2 separate regions of the Homo sapiens genome follow, and region 1 is linked to region 2. The links are chromatin loops, found by intact Hi-C in ENCODE. Cell type or tissue: prostate gland. All regions are shown on one strand. Each heading gives the region's core, and the rest is flanking DNA. Links, peaks and the distances in the headings are about the cores only. Region 1 overlaps SMIM36 (small integral membrane protein 36). Region 2 overlaps HLF (HLF transcription factor, PAR bZIP family member).

The links. Peaks named below come from ENCODE experiments on the same cell type or tissue, not always from the same donor. Only the 100,000 strongest peaks of a DNase experiment are listed, where the experiment ranks them.
Region 1: a loop joins it to region 2, with 2.3 times the contacts of the local background. A loop is called at or near these places in 2 of 110 quality-filtered maps.

Annotation. Positions count from the first base shown.
Region 1 is chr17:55,447,209-55,450,129 of GRCh38, reverse strand. It overlaps SMIM36 (small integral membrane protein 36), which reads left to right. Exons shown (of 5, transcript NM_001395421.2): 5 at 1-274. Among named protein-coding and RNA genes, the nearest start is that of MMD, 27 kb to the right of the region's middle. In prostate gland, for the core only: no CTCF peak of the experiment used is centred there; a DNase peak (open chromatin) is centred at 1,209.
Region 2 is chr17:55,294,557-55,297,477 of GRCh38, reverse strand. The region is part of intron 2 of HLF (HLF transcription factor, PAR bZIP family member); the gene reads right to left. Among named protein-coding and RNA genes, the nearest start is that of HLF, 31 kb to the right of the region's middle. RefSeq lists silencers at 1,196-1,490, 1,216-1,510. In prostate gland, for the core only: a CTCF peak has its summit at 1,358 (motif pointing right); a DNase peak (open chromatin) is centred at 1,347; H3K27ac peaks cover 470 bases.

The sequences.
Region 1 (2,921 bases), core at 102-2,601, 150 kb before region 2:
CTCTCTCAAAACTTCTCCTGCCTCTCTTCATACTTGTGATTGCATTTAGGGTCCATCTGGGTACTCCAGGAAAAACTCCTACTGTCAAGATTTAACTTAATCATATCTTATGTCATATAAAGTCATGTTCAATATTTTACAACATAAAATAATAGTCACAGTTTCTGGAGATAAGGACATGGGCGTGTCTTTTGGGGGATCATCCTTCAATCCATTGCATCTATCTATCAGTGATCACCCCAACCCAAATAAACCCGCATAATATTTTCAGGTATCCATTTTTCCTTTTTCCAGGGTCCCTATTCCATGACTTTTGTTTCTTTCATTTCTCCTTCATAGTGCTCAATATTGGGCTTTGCACAGAGTAGACGGTTACTCAATGAGTGCTGCTCCCAAAAGAAACTTCCAGAAACCCTTTAGTAAGAGTATCCTGGGCCAGGCGCAGTGCCTCACTCCTGTAATCCCAGCATTTTGGGAGACCAAGGCGGGCAGGTCACTTGATGTCAGGAGTTCCAGGCCAGCCTAGCCAACATGGCGAAACCCCCTCTCTACTAAAGATACAAAAAAATGAGCTGGGCGTGGCAGCATGATTCTGTAGTCCCAGCTATTTGGGAGGCCGAAGCACGAGAATCACTTGAACTGGGGAGGTGGAGGTTGCAGTGAGCCTAGATTGCGCCACTGCACTCCAGCCTGGGCGTCAGAGCAAGACTCTGTCATAAAATAATAAAAATAATTTTAAAAAAGAGTATCCTATCCATTTCCCTTAAAACTCGAAGTTTGGAAAATCAGCTTTACACCAGTTGATCTGTAAGGCACAAAAGAACATACTTAGCTAGATGTAAAGTGATCAAGATTTTAGTCCCTACTCTAAACCAACTTGTTTATGACCCTGGATAGACAGGTCCCTCCAGCTGTCTAGACATTTGCTTTCTAAAGAGAGGGACTTACTACAGTTGGCTTCCCCAGAAGCCCTTATACCACTTACATTCCACAAGAATTCAAGAATAAATATGGTCTTTCTCAGGATCCTTTGAAATACATTATTTCCTTTAAGTTACAGAAGAAAAACACAACCTTTTGCCCTATCCTACTGCATATTGGCATGAAGTAGCTGCCCTAGAAGAAGAAAAGGATGAAGTGAGGTAAAACATCTTCATTTTCCAGTCCTGATGGCCCAGATCTGAACACTTGGGGCTTTTGCAATAAGGAGGGTCAAGTTTCAAAGATCGCTATCTCTGCAGTAAGCACTATTACCGTTTTGGAAAAAGTTAACAGATCCTTCAGCCAGCAAATATTCTTAGGCTTAGCAACATATAACTAACTGGATGTCTGTTTCTGTCTTCTACCCTCATCCTGCCCATCTCCCCCACCTCCCCCTCCCAACACCCGACCATATCCTCTGGAATACTTCCTCCCGTAAATAATTTGAAGAGCCAAGCATTAATTAGAGAAGTTATAACAGAGAAATCAAAAGAGGCACAGAAATAGGAAAAGAATTATCCGGTCCCTTTCATCACACTCCTTTACTTGGGCCTTAAAGGAAATATAAGAACTTTTGGCCAGGCGTGGTGGCTCAAGCCTGTAATCCCAGCACTTTGGGAGCCCGAGGCGGGTGGATCACGAGGTCAGGAGATCGAGACCATCCTGGCTAACACGGTGAAACCCTGTCTCTACTAAAAATACAAAAAAATTAGGCAGGCGTGGTGGCGGGCACCTGTAGTCCCAGCTACTTGGGAGGCTGAGGCAGGAGAATGGCGTGAACCCGGGAGGCGGAGCTTGCAGTGAGCCGAGATTGCCCCACTGCACTCCAGCCTGGGCAATAGAGCAAGACTCCATCTCAAAAATAAATAAAATAAATAAATAAATAAATAAATAAATAAATAACTTATGCCAGGGAGAAAAAAACATAGCATTAACTGAGCACCTACTATATACCAGGCCTTTTCCTGGTTATCTTACCCTCACAACAATCTGTGAAATAGATATTACATCCCCTTTAACAGATATGAACATAATAGCCAAAAGGTGGAAACAACTGAAATGTCCATTGATAGATGAACGGATAAAGAAAATGTGATATATATATATATATATAATGAAAGATTATTCAGTCTTAGAAAGGAATGAAATTCTGATACATGCTGCAACATGGATGAACCTTAAGACATTATGCTAAATGAAATGAACGATATACAAAAGGAGAAATATTATATGATTCCACTTACATGAGGTACCTAGAACAGGCAAGTTTTATAGAGACAGAAAGTAGAGTAGTGATTACCAGGGGCCACATGGAGGGGAATGGAAGTTATCATTCAATGGGCACAGAGTTTCTGCTTGGGATGATGAACCAGTTCTGGAAATGGATAGTGATGATGGTTGTACAACATTGCGAATGTTCTTAATGCTACTGAACCGTACACTTAAAAATGGTTAAAATGGGCTGGGTGCAGTGGCTCAAGCCTGTAATCCCAGCACTTTGGGAGGCCGAGGCGGGCGGATCACGAGGTCAGGAGATTGAGACCATCCTGGCTAACACGGTGAAACCCCGTCTCTACTAAAAATACAAAAAAATTAGCCGGGCGTGGTGGCGGACACCTGTAGTCCCTGCTACTCGGGAGGCTGAGGCAGGAGAATGGTGTGAACCCAGGAGGCGGAGCTTGCAGTGAGCTGAGATCGCGCCACTGCACTCCAGCCTGGGCGACAGAGCAAGAGTCCATCTCAAAGAAGAAAAAAAAATGGTTAAAATGATAAATTTTATGTTATGTATATTTTACTATAATAAAATAAAAGGATATGGAAACTGAGAGACTGATTGTCTCAAGCCTCATAGCCACTATTAGGGGAAGCCAGGGTTTGAGCCCATCTGTGTGACATGTGATAAATTATCATATAGGAGGAAAAAATTAGTAGTGATAATA
Region 2 (2,921 bases), core at 283-2,782:
TTTTCTTTCAATCTATTGAGGCTACCTAAGCAAGGGAAAAGAGACACTTCCAGTTCCCAAAGCTATGTGCCAACCTGGGAACATTTCAAACTGAAATAAGAGAAAGACTTTCAATAACTACAAACTCTACCTACTGCTAATGAAATCTGAGGCCACACCAAAAGGAATTAGATAATTCTTCCTTGAAAGCCTATAAGAAGAAAAAATGGTTTATGAACAAATAACTACAGAATAACAAGAAAAGTATCAAACAGAACCTAGATGGTACCTTGTTGCTTTAATCATACATTATCTTAATAAAGATGGATTAATGTTTACATTTGTCTAAATAAAGACCTCCAGTTTAACAGAAATTTCAGAAGAAATGGGTCATTCAATTTCTCCCAATTAACCACATTAAAGGAGATCTTGCAATTTGGATCTGAAAGGACATGACCCAGGCATCATCAGTGGGAGCTGCGTCTCCTAATTTTACACCCTCTATCTAAGGCCATAGATAAGAACATATGTAAGTTCTCAACCCTGGTTACAGATCAGCCTCACCTGTGGAGCTCTGTAAAAGTACAGATACTTAGCTCCCCTCCAACCTCACCCAGAAGATCTGAAAATGGGGCCTGGGCTCTGTAAAAAAAAAAAAAAATTTTTTTGAATGGAAGAGGAAACAGCTTTCTCACACACTTTTAGTGGGAGTGTGAACTAGTTCAATTCTTTTGGAGCCTACACACTTTGATCCAGCAATTCCACATCTAGGAATGAAAACTTTAGATATACCACACAAGTGTACAAAGAATGGAATCCAACGATGAAAACAATCTAAATCCCTAGAGGCATTGTTAAGTAAATTATAGCATATCCAGATCATAGGTTCTATGCAGCCGGCAGATCTATATGTATTAATATGGAAAAATCTCCAAAAAATATTGAATGAAAAAGGCAAGATGCATAACACTATGTATTGTATGCATATACATATATTTCCATATTTCCATACACACAATATATACACACCCACCCCCATATATATGTATATAAATGCTTATAAACACAAAGGGAACGTCTGGAAGAGTACGCAGAAACTGTGGACAGTTAAATCTGGAAATGGAATATGGGAACTCAAGTTACTCTTTATACAGTCCTATTTTACAACAATCGTATATTAATTTTGTAATAAAATGTTTAAATTTCTTTTAAAAAAATCACTGGTAATTCTCATGTGAGGCCAAGATTGAGAACGACTGGTCCAGAGGAAACAGCCCCTGTGGATGTAAGGAGCTTGCAAACCCTACCTTGTAAGGAAACCAACCACCCACACCTCAGGAATATTCACACCATGTCATACCCATGACTCCCCAGAAGGTGGTGCTCCGGAGGCAATCACTCAGGCCTCCAACCAAAACCTGTCCAACCAATTTTGCATTAACCTGTCTTTTTGCTACTCTAAGGACTATTTATGCCCCAAAGCATTCTACACTACTGCTTCTATCAAGGGCATTTTAGACACACAGATGCCATATGCATTTTTTCCCCATAAAAATCTACCAGTTAGTCAATACATTCTAATATAACCCTGGGAAATGTTGACCTGAAAGGAGTTAACACTGCTTGCTCTGGCCTCCCCCTCCTCCTCCACGCTATTTCCCTGTTGTCTTTTCTCTGATTTACTCATCTTCTTATCTTATTCCAGGGTCAGTTCTACAAAGGCAGGCAGCCATCAGCCATGTGAGGCATTTGTCCTTTTGAATTTGTTCATACCTTTGGCATAGAACAGGTGGTACGGGACATAGGGCAGCCCAGGGCAAGTACCACGAGTTTGCCTGCCCTCCCACTAACACTAATGTTCTGGAAGTGGGTGTGTTGCCACAGCAACTGTCAAATCCCATCCATTACACCGCCTCTAACCTTCCAACATCTTCTTTAAACACCACGTTTGAGACGTGTGGTTCTGTTGCCCTGGCAGTGCAGAGCCGCAGGTCCCTTGCCAGGCGGCAAAGTTCTCCTTATCTGGGCAGGAGGGAGTTAGCCCCTCTGAATATTAGCCATCATAAATAAACGTTTTAAATTTTCTGTTTTTTTCCCCTCTCATTATATTTCAGACCAATGTCCCATAACATTCTGACCTGATCATTTCCTGTGAATTACTGGTGCATATTTAATGAAAATTCATTCTTAGTATCAGCCAAGAAAAACTCAACAAGTCACTTATATTGTATCCTTTCTTTCCATGAATATAATTTTTGCTCATTCTTCAAGACACAACTCAAGGATCATCTCCCATCTTCCCTCCTCACTCTATTCAGAGCTGGCCATTCTTGCTTTCCTGATTCTACCTCATATACAACCTGATGCTATCTACCACACTCCATTCACAATTAATTATATCTCTTCGCCATTCATAAGCTTCTCAAGTTTAAAGGATGACATCTTCCTTATCTCTGAATTACCAGCACCTTGCTAGGCCCTCAGTAAATGATTAAAAATACCCATACTAATGATGAATAAATGCACTCCAAAACAAACATCCATGAGCTTGTGGTTCTCTATAAATTTTTATTATGTTATTAAATCACCGATATAACAGATGACAGCTGTGTATCCGACTTGACAGCAAGACCTAAAAAACCTACATACAAATGCTTTTTAAAAGGGAGGATATAGAAAGGTCCATTTCCTGAGACTTTAGAGCCATCCTCTTTCTTGTTCTTGTTTTTCAGATCCAGGAAGTGCATGGAAAGGGAGCCTTCTCCATATGGAGAGAAGCAGTGAAGTCCTGAAGAAGGAAGCCGTAACATTCCTTGAGTACTCACAAGGCGGCCTGACATCTGGTCCACACTTGGGGAAAAGAGGCCACATCCCCACATGGAGATCTATTTTTGCATTCTGAGCTGCGGATGCTTTGCTCGTACAACTTGCCTTACACACAG